Regions from separate parts of the Homo sapiens genome. Here region 2 is linked to region 1. Evidence: read pairs that join two places in POLR2A ChIA-PET (ENCODE). Cell type or tissue: HepG2. All regions are shown on one strand. Each heading gives the region's core, and the rest is flanking DNA. Links, peaks and the distances in the headings are about the cores only.

The links. Peaks named below come from ENCODE experiments on the same cell type or tissue, not always from the same donor. Only the 100,000 strongest peaks of a DNase experiment are listed, where the experiment ranks them.
Region 2: POLR2A ChIA-PET joins it to region 1 with 5 read pairs; 3 of 35 experiments call an interaction of 5 or more read pairs at or near these places.

The regions. Positions count from the first base shown.
Region 1 is chr10:61,064,565-61,069,564 of GRCh38, forward strand. It overlaps LOC124902434 (a long non-coding RNA gene), which reads right to left and starts at 3,376. Exons shown (of 2, transcript XR_007062154.1): 1 at 3,329-3,376. In HepG2, for the core only: no CTCF peak of the experiment used is centred there; DNase peaks (open chromatin) are centred at 277, 667 and 2,577.
Region 2 is chr10:61,005,783-61,011,450 of GRCh38, forward strand. No RefSeq gene overlaps it. Among named protein-coding and RNA genes, the nearest start is that of LINC00845, 7.7 kb to the right of the region's middle. In HepG2, for the core only: no CTCF peak of the experiment used is centred there; no DNase peak of the experiment used is centred there.

The DNA.
Region 1 (5,000 bases), core at 1-5,000:
GTGTGGTGGGAATGCTCCACCTGGGTGCGGGCAGTAGTGAATTCATTCTGTAGAGACGGCAAGTAGTAAATGCACTCTGTAGAAAGTTAATATCAAAATTGAGTAAAATCATCTGCTTCTTCTTAGCATCAGGTACCAGCAACTGAAAGAATGTCGGTGACAAAAGACTCCTCTATGTGGGAGGTGTCAGCTACCCCTGCCTAGGTGACCCTCCTGCACATTCACTATCTCCTAGTTTCTACTGCATTTACTATGGAATCTCCGTTAGAACTGCTGTCAGATTATGTTACAACTACTTCATTGTCTCTTCCTCACTCAGGCCATGTGTTTCTTAAATCCAGTGACAATGTCTTAGACACCTTTGTGTTCTCGGTGCTGAGCATAAGGCCCAGAGTAGATGTGTGGATAAACGAATTAAAATAAAATCCCAGAATTATTCTCTTTATATCCTTCCTTGGAAGTACTTCTTATTAATAATGAGTATGAATACCTTTGTGTTCTGAAGAAATTTTGTGAAGAATTATCTAGTATTTTAAAATTATGTAATTACACATTACAACCAGTGATTTCAAAACTGTATGCGGTAACTTTTAAAGATAAAATCTGGATAGCCTGAAGAATCTAGGGGCCTTTAGTTGAGTAACATCAAAGAGGCATATTCTGTAGAACTGCTGATAACATCATAACGACAATAAGCACCAGCTTTAGAGCTCAAGAGACTGAAGGCCAAGCTCTGGCTCTGCCCCATACATCACACACAGTGACCATGAACAACTTTTTATTATCTCTGGAACTTAATTTTCTCATGTATAAAATAAGTGCTGTTGAAAACAAACATACAAACTTGGATAGTGTTTAGCAAAGTGTCTGGTACATAATATTACTAATGATGACCAAATCTTGAAATTTTGCCCTAATTATTAGTATTTCAGAGATTTCTATAACAGAGTTATTTTAGAAATATAAAGTCATTTAATCAATTTGTATTATTTGTAAACATAAAAGTTTTCATGAGATCATGGAGTAAAAAGCCACCTCACAATGGAGAATTTTCCATAGGCATTACCTTGATTTTAGTCCGCTGCAATGTAAACTTTGCAGTAGGTTGACATGATTGTATGTTGAGGAGATAATTTCTATGTTGACAAGCGTTTAAAACATCATACATTTGGTAGAAATATTACCTTGTTTAGATTAAACATAAGGTTTATTTGAAATGTCCATAGTAGCAGCTCTATTATCTAATGTGATTGCCATTGGTGGATAAATTTGTCAGTAATTGAAAAGAGATTCGTGAAAATAAGATGCACATATTTTAAGTATTTATGTTATTTGTCAATTTTTTCTGATGAAAAGCCAGTGCCTTTCCTTTGAGTGTAGGTACACTGATTGGAATGCTCACTCATCTTTCTTGTATAAATTATACCCACAATACATTTTCTACTGTTTCTACTAGTTCCCATTTATTAAGAGCAGCGCTTGAAGTTAAAGACCATTGTAAAGCTGTCTGAAAGCAGAGTCTGTCTAAAGTTTTACAAATGTATCCTACTCTTTCATGGATATCTCACCCACATCTTATTGATTAATTTTCTTTCAAACTTGCTTTTATGAACTCTTTCTAATGTACTCAACTAGGTTTTTATAGAAACCAAAGTCTCTCTTTCCACATTCATATTTCCTCAGTCTGTGTGTATTTAATTGTGTAATTCTAATAGTAAACTGGCATAAACTGACTTGAGAAAAATGTAAGCAACTCATTGTAAGCATAAAACCCGTGAGTAGACATTCTAGAAAATAACTTACTAAGTGTAATTGTTCATTGTAACGTCAGTCAAATGTCTTATAGAAAAAATGGAGACCATGGCTCAGTCAGGTGTACTAGTTAGGAGCGCTGGGAGCGTCAGCTGGATTTAATTTTGAGAGCTTAGTTCCCCTCTATGAACTGAATTTTGCTAATTAGAAATGCCATGGGATTCAGAGCTTTTGACCCTTAAAATGTTTTAAACTTTTATAACCTTGTTGTAAGGTTATTTCAAGGCAATTCAATTTAAGATGTTGCTTAGTGTTTGAATTTTATCTTTTGCCAAGCAATTTCTCTTTTTATTAGGGCACATGGATCCTCTCTAATCCATGTGCCCTAATAAAAATACTAGCTTAAATTTAAAGAAGGAATTGGACAATCATATCCTGAGGAAACAGTATCTGCCAAACACTTGCTGGGGAAAAACACCAATAATGTCCTAATGCTCAACTGAACACTCACATCCCTAAATCCTTCCTGAGCAGCCAAGCTTTAAGAATACTTCCTGACACTTTTACCTAACTTGATGTCAAACGTTTTTAATGCAACTCACAGAGAACTGATCGTTGGTCAACTCACATAAGTCTCTTTTGGCCTCTGATTAATATAAATATTTTCTTAAATAGAAACAATTCAATGTTCTTTGTTTAGGCTGAAATCCCATATTTCAAAGGATTATGAAATAAATGTGTTTGCTATAGGGTAGATGAAAAGAAGATCTGACATTTGAAAATCTTGATATAATTGATCTGATAAATTCTTAACTCCCGCTGACGTCGATGAGAGAGAAGGGCATGTGTAAAGAGCCAGAGGTCACGTTTGAAGTATCTGAAATTTGGAAATGTTGCCAAGAGGGTTATCTAAACCTTACTGATGCCGCTCATTTGTTGAGCTGTTTGGCTGGGAAAGATAAAAATTTGCATGACTCTCTAAAATGTAACAGGTTAGATTGGTGCAAGTTTACAGATTTTTTTTTTCCTTTGTAGCATTTTAAAATCTGGGAAATTTTACAATTAAAGAGTGAAACAGAGGTTGATACTAGGCTTATGTTATTGCATGACAGCAAATGGCTGGAGCTAAGCAGCAACTGCTCCTATATAGGATCTTTCCCCTCTAATACCCTATGGTTCCCCCATTCCCATCCATAACACGTGCCCATAGCCAGTCATTTCTGTTACCTCCTGACAAATTACCCGTAAGCAGGTGAATTTGCAATTCCTCTCATGGACTTTAACTTTTTTTTTCTTTAAATGTAAGTTTTGTATACAAAGGTATACTTATCTAGAAGGATTAGGTTCTTCCAATGTAATGAATTGTTCCTTCTGCTGTCTGCATGAACACTTTCAGGCTGTTGTGTTGTACCTTAGTCTACTGCAAACACTCAAAGCAGAAGATGCCTCCCCCTGACATTAAGAATCCCAGTTTAGACAGATTTAAGAATTTACAGCTTTAATGCAGACGTGACATCTTGCAAATACATCTTCAGATGAATATCTCCCTAAACCCAAGGCATATGTGGTCATTTACCTTTTGAGTGCCCTGTGCATTCCTGGGTTTCCTGATTCTTCAGATTACATGCAATTTGCATTGTGTTTTCTTGGTGACAGTATTGAAGTATGAAGGGAACCCCAGGATTGACTGGGTTTTTGTCCTGATTTCCTGAAACGTCTGAACAGGTTGCCCTTGACCAATGTCCTTGTCACTAAGACTTGTTGATGGTGCTTCCCCAGTGGTTTGGCATAAGGAGCAGCAGGGTTGGAGATCATCCCGGAAGGAGAGGGGATCTGAGGACAAAGACAGACTAAAGATAGTGGGGAGGTTGGAGAAAGTGTGGCAAGTAGGATCAGGCCAAGGCTGCAACAGGAAAGGTACAGCTAAGGACAACAACTAGAGTGGAAACGAAGCTAGAAATGAGTGGAAAATGAAAAGAAAGAAGAGTTTTCTTGTCTGTTTTTATACTTACTGCTAAGGTCGGGCATTCATTTCTGCTAGATATGAAATGTGTGAACCAATCTTCATAACTGGGATTATATGGAAGCTAAAGAGAAAAAAATGATTTCTAAGGAAATAGACTTACATTTCTAGTTACTTAGAACCCTTCACACATATTTAAAGTTTTATTTTTGGTCATTAGCAAATGGAAGGATAAATTGGCTAATTAGAGTCTTATACTTAAGTGGCTTCCTAATCCTTAAATTCTCTTAGTCTGCAGACCAGTGTGTCTGTCCATGGGAGATTCCAGTATTAGTAAAGGTATTTCTTGTGGTCTATTTACAGCCCTCTTTCTGGGAACCCTGATTAGTACATATGATAAAACTGCTTGAAAAGGAATCTGTGCATGAAAGAAGGTGGGGAAATGGGCTGTGGTTTGACTGGAGAAAGCAGAGCTTATATGGCAAAATAGCTCACTTTTAAAATCCTCATATAAATAAAATGTTTTTCTTAATATTATTGTTTGGCTCTTTTCTCGGGTAAGTGCATGAACCATATATCTTTGACCTTGGCTCTAAAATATGAATTTTATCTTGCAAGAATGCAGGGTCACGGGTTATAGATCATAGGTTGTTTGAGGTGAAAAAGACTTAGAGATCTGCTAGTCCAATCCTTAATTTTATGTTCGAAAAAATGTATTCCAGTCTCTGTCATATTTAAATAACTCTGAATACATTGGAACATATGAGGTGATATATCTGTTTTAATTTATTTTTTTGTAGAGGGAACTTCTGGGGAGCCTTCTTTGCTCATGCTCTAGTCTAGATTTGTGCTTTCTGAGCCTGGGCACAGGGGTCACCCTGGGACTTCACTACCATCTTAGGACTTGCTTTGCCTCTCTCTTATGTGGGATCCTGAGTTTCCTTGTTTCTATGTCTTTCTCTTTTTTGGTTAATATATTCCTTTTGGTGGAGAACATTGTCCTGCATCTTTTAGAGTATGGGGGCATAGATGATAAAGGTTTTGAGGTCTCCCATGCTTAAAAAGTCTTTATCTCCACACTTATTGATAACTTGGCTAGATATATGTCTGTATTAGTTTGTCCTCACACTGCTAATAAAGACGTACCTCAGACTGGGTAATTTATAAAGAAAAGAGGTTTAATTGACTCACAGTTCCACATGGCTGGGGAGGCCTCACAATCATGGAGGAAGGCGAAAGGCACATATTACAAACTGGCAGGCAAGAGAGAGCTTGTGTAAGAAAC
Region 2 (5,668 bases), core at 669-5,668, 58 kb before region 1:
GTTGATCTTTTCAAAAAACCAGCTCCTAGATTCATTGATTTTTTTGAAGGGTTTTTTTTGTATGTTTGTGTGTCTCTGGCTCCCTCAGTTCTGCTTTGATCTTAGCTATTTCTTATGTTCTGCTAGCTTTGGAATTTGTCTGCTCTTGCCTCTCTAGTTCTTTTAACTGTGATGCCAGGGTGTTGATTTTAGATCTTTCCTGCTTTCTCATGTGGGCATTTAGTGCTACAAATTTCCCTCTACACACTGCTTTAAATGCGTCCCAGAGATTCTGGTGCATTGTGTCTTTGTTCTCATTGATCTCAAAGAACATCTTTATTTCTGCCTTCATTTCATTATTTACCCAATAGTCACTCAGGAGCAGGTTGTTCAGTTTCCATGTAGTTGTTCAGTTTTGAGTGAGTTTCTCAACCCTGTGTTCCAATTTGATTGCACTGTGGTCTGAGAGACAGTTTGTCGTAATTTCTATTCTTTTACATATGCTGAGGAGTTTTCTACCTCCAACCATTTGATCAATTTTAGAATAAGTGTGATGTGGTGCTCATAAGAATGTATATTCTGTTGATTTGGGGTGGAGAGTTCTGTAGATGTCTATCAGGTCTGCCTGGTCCAGAGCTGAGTACAAGTCCCAGACATCCCTGCCAATTCTCCGTCTCATTGATCTGTCCAATATTGACAGTGGGGTGCCAAAGTCTCCCATTATTATTGTGTGGGAGTCTAAGTCTCTTTGTAGGTCTCTAAGAACTTGCTTCATGACCCTACCTGGGTGCTCCTGTATCGGATGCATACATACTTAGAATATGTAGCTCTTCTTGTTGAGTTGATCCCTTTATCATTATGTAATGGCCTTCCCTGTCTCTTTTGATCTTTGTTGGTTCAAAGTCTATTCTATCAGAGAGCAGGATTGCAACCCCTGCTTTCCTCTGCCTTCCACTTGCTCGGCAGATCTTCCCCCATCCTTTCATCTTGAGCCTATGTGTGTCTTTGCATGTGAGATGGGTCTCCTGAATACAGCACACCGATGGGTCTTGCCTCTCCAACAAACTTGCCAGTCTGTGTCTTTTAATTGGGGCATTTAGCCCACTCACATTTAAGGTTAATATTGTTATGTGTGAATTTGATCCCGCCATCACGATGCCAGCTGGTTACGTCACCCATTAATTGATACAGTTTCTTTATAGCATCGATGGTCTTTACAATTTGGCATGTTTTTGCAGTGCCTGGTACTGGTTGTTCCCTTCCATGTTTAGTGCTTCCTTCAGGAGCTCCTATAAGGCAGGCCGGGTGGTGACAAAAATCTCTCAGCATTTGCTTGTCTGTATAGGATTTTATTTCTCCTTCACTTATGAAGCTTAGTTTGGCTGGATATGAAATTCTGGGTTGAAAATTCTTTTCTTTAAGAATGTTGAATATTGGCCCCCACCCTTTTCTGGCTTGTAGGGTTTCTGCCGAGAGGTCCACTGTTAGTCTGATAGGCTTCCCTTTGTGGGTAACCTGACCTTTCTCTCTGGCTTCCCTCAACATTCCTTTCTTCATTTCAATCTTGGTGAATCTGACAATTAGGTGTCTTGAGGTTGCTCTTCTCAAGGAGTATCTTTGTGGTGTTCTCTGTGTTTTCTGAATTTGAATGTTGGCCTGCCTTGCTAGGTTGGGGAAGTTCTCCTGGATAATATCCTGAAGAGTGTTTTCTAACTTGGTTCCATTCTCCCCATCACTTTCAGGTACACCAATCAAACGTAGATTTGGTCTTTTCACATAGTCCCATATTTCTTGGAGGCTTTGTTCGTTTCTTTTCACTCTTTTATTTTTAATCTTGTCTTCTCTCTTTATTTCATTAATTTGATCCTCAATCACTGATACCCTTTCTTCTGGTTGATCAAATTGGCTATTGAAGCTTGTGTATGCTTCACGCAGTTCTTGTACTGTGGTTTTCAGCTCCATCAGGTCATTTAAGCTCTTCTCTTCACTGGTTATTCTAGTTAGCCATTCGTCTAACCTTTTTTCAAGGTTTTAAGCTTCCTTGCGATGGGTTAGAATGGTTAGAAGATGCTCCTTTAGTTATTGTTATTACTGACCTTCTGAAGCCTACTTCTGTCAGCTCGTCAAACTCATTCTCCATGCAGCTTTGCTCCCTTGCTGGTGAGGAGTTGTGTTTCTTTGGATGAGAAGAGGCATTCTGGTTTTTGGAATTTTCAGGCTTTCTGCTCTGGTTTCTCCTCATCTTTGTGGTTTTATCTACCTTTGGTCTTTGATGTTGGTGACCTACACATGGAGTTTTGGTGTGGATGTCCTTTTTGTTGATGTTGATGGTATTCCTTTCTGTTTGTTAGTTTTCCCTCTAACATTCAGGCCCCTCAGCTGCAGGTCTGTTGGAGTTTGCTGGAGCTCCACTCCAGACGTTGTTTGCCTGGGTATCACCAGCAGAGGCTGTAGAACAGCAAATATTGCTGCCCAATCCTTCCTCTGGAAGCTTTGTCCCAGAGGGGCACCCACCTGTATGAGGTGTCTGTCAGCCCCTACTGGGAGGTGTCTCCCAGTCAGGCTACATGGGAGTCAGGGACCCACTTGAGGAGGCAGTCTGTCTGTTCTCAGATCTCAAACGCTGTGCTGGGAGAATCACTGCTCTCTTCAGAGCTGTCAGGCAGGGATGTTTAAGTCTGCAGAAGCTGTCTGCTGACTTTTGTTCGTATATGCCCTGCCTCCAGAAGTAGAATCTAGAGGGGCAGTAGGCCTTACTGAACTGTGGTGGGCACTGCCCAATTTGAGCTTCCCTGCCACTTTGTTTACACTCTGAGCATAGAACCCCCTACTCAAGCCTCAGCAATGGTGGACACCCCTCCCCCACAAGCTCCAGTGTCCCAGGTTGATCCTAGACTGCTGTGCTAGCTGTGAGCAAGGTTCTGTGGGCATGAGACCTGCCGAACCAAGCATGGGAGGGAATCTCCTGGTCTGCTGGTTGTGGAGACCATGGGAAAAGTGTAGTATTTGGGCAGAAGTGTGCCGTTCCTACAGGTACAGTCACTCACAGCTTCCCTTGGCTAGGAAAAGGAAATCCCCTGACCCCTTGCACTTCCTGGGTGAGGTTACACACCACCCTGCTTTGGCTCACCCTCCGTGGGCTGCACCCACTGTCCAACAAGTGCCAATGAAATGAACAAGTACCTCAGTTGGAAATGCAGAAATCACCCGTCTTCTGTGTTGATCTCACTGGGAGCTGTAGACCAGACCTGTTCCTATTCAGCCATCTTGGAAGCGACCTTTTTCTTTTCTTTTTTAGAGACAAGGTCTCACTCATTTTCTTTTCCTTTTTAGAGACAAGGTCTCACTCTGTGGCCCAGGCTGGACTGCAGTGACACTATCATAGCTCACTATAACCTTGAACTTCCACCCTCAAGCCATCCTCCAACTTGGCCCCCCAAAGTGCTGGGATTACATGTATGAGTCACCACACCTGGTCCCATTTAGTCTTTTTTTTTTTTTTTTTTTTTTTTTTTTGAGATGGAATCTAGCTCTGTTGCCCAGGCTGGAGTGTAGTGGCCGTCTCTGCTCACTGCAACCTCTGTCTCCTGGGTCCAAGTGATTCTCCTGCCCCAGCCTCCCAAGTAGCTGGGATTACAGGCATGCACCACCACGCTCCACTAATTTTTTGTATTTTTAGTAGAGACAGGGTTTTACCATGTTGGTCAGGCCGGTCTCGAAATCCTGACTTCAGGTGATCTGCCTGCCTTGGCCTCCCAAAATGCTAGGATTACTGGTGTGAGCCACCTCTTCCGGCTGGTCCCATTCATTCTTTAAAGAATGTAATGAGGGCTCAGCAAATGGTTGGCATTGAGCATGGTGCAGGTAATATAAGGGGGAACCAGATAGACATTAGGAGCTTACATTCTAATGAGAGAGGAGACACCTGCTAAACAGACAAGTACAAAAATGACCAATTGCACCTTTGAAAAGTTGTGTGTGGAGAAATGGAGTGGTAGGAGAGCACAGCCTCTACGTGGTTTTAATTTTAGATTCCTCTTTTGATTTGAACCCTAGAATTATTTTTTTTTCTTTTTTTTTTTTCTGATACAGGGTCTTACTCTGTCACCCAGGCTGAAGTGCAGTAGCATGATCTCAGCTCACTGCAACCTCCGCCTCTCAGGTTCAAGAGAGGCAAAGCTGCTGGCACATGACCATGCCCAGCTAATTTTCATATTTTTTAGTAGAGATGGGGTTTCCCCAAGATAGCCAGGCTGATCTCAAACTCCTGGCCTCAAGTGATCCACCAGCCTTGGTCTCCCAAAGTGCTGGGATTACAGGTGTGAGCTACCGCACCCGGCGGTATTATTTCAAGCCAGCAAAGATTTTGATGTTGTTGTTATCCTTTCTTTCGTATCCCATATCTAATCCATTAGGAAATCCTGATACCTCCATCTTCCAAAGGTATTTCAAATCCTAGGTCCACTCTCTTCCAAACTAGCATTGTTTACTTGGATTTGCGAAAAAGCCTCTAAACTTGTCTTTCTGCTCTTAGTCTTGCCCCATAGTCTGTTATCCAGATAGCATTTAATGCGACAGTTTTTGAAAGTATATATCATAATTCTTGTCAGTCCTCTGCTCAAAAAAAAAAAAAAAAACCCTCAATGGCTTTCTATTGGTCTCAGAATACAATACAACAGGACCCTGTCTGTCAAGGCCTTACCTGCTTGCCACTTCACCTCTCTTACCTCCTTCTCTACCACTGTCCTCTCCTACATCTTGTCACAGATTCTCTGGCTTTCTTTTGCTCTTTCAACCTCATTCTCCTGTCTCTTGACCTTTGAGCTAGAACTCTTCCTGTTAATATTTAGAGTCTTGCTCCTCAGCTACATCAGATGTCTACTCCCATGTCTGCTATTGGAGAAGCAATCCATCACCACCCATTCTACAAATAGCCCCCTTTCTCAACCTCCTCATTCTTTGTCTCCTTAATTAATTTAGTTTTCCTTTTAATACATAAGTTAACATGTGTGTGTGCATTGTCTGCTGTTTTCCCCCTACAGTGAGAACAGCAACTTGGTTATAGTGCCAGGAACATAGAAAGCATTCAATAAATATTTGTTGAAAGCAAGCATATAAATTATATTATAGAATGGAGGTTTGTGTTACCACAAGATTCATGTGTTGAAACCCTAATCCCCAAATATGACTGTATTTGGAGACAGGGCCTTTAAGGAAGTAACTGGGCCCTGATCTGATAGTATTGGTGTCCTTATGAGAAGAGACATCTGAGCACTCACTCCCTCTCTTCATATGCATACACTGAGGAAAGGTGGTGTGAGCTGATACTGGGAAGGTAGTCACTTGCAAGCCAGGAAGGGAGCCCGAACTGAATCAGCTGGCACTTTGATCTTGGACTTTCCAACCTCCAGAACAGTGAGAAACAAATTTCTGTCATGTAAGCCACCCAGTGTATGATATTTTGTTATGGCAGCCCAAGCAGACTAAGACAAATTACAAAGAATATAGCACAAAAGAAACAAGGAGTTTAGATAGAATCTACACACACATTGTGTCACAAATCATTTCAGGATCACTCGTGCAATTGAAAGGTGTAATGGTGTGACCTTTAACCAGTAAATAACCCTTTGCAGCACTTCTCAGAATAATTGAGGCTTCAAGAATACTCTTATCTTAACCTGAGAGTACA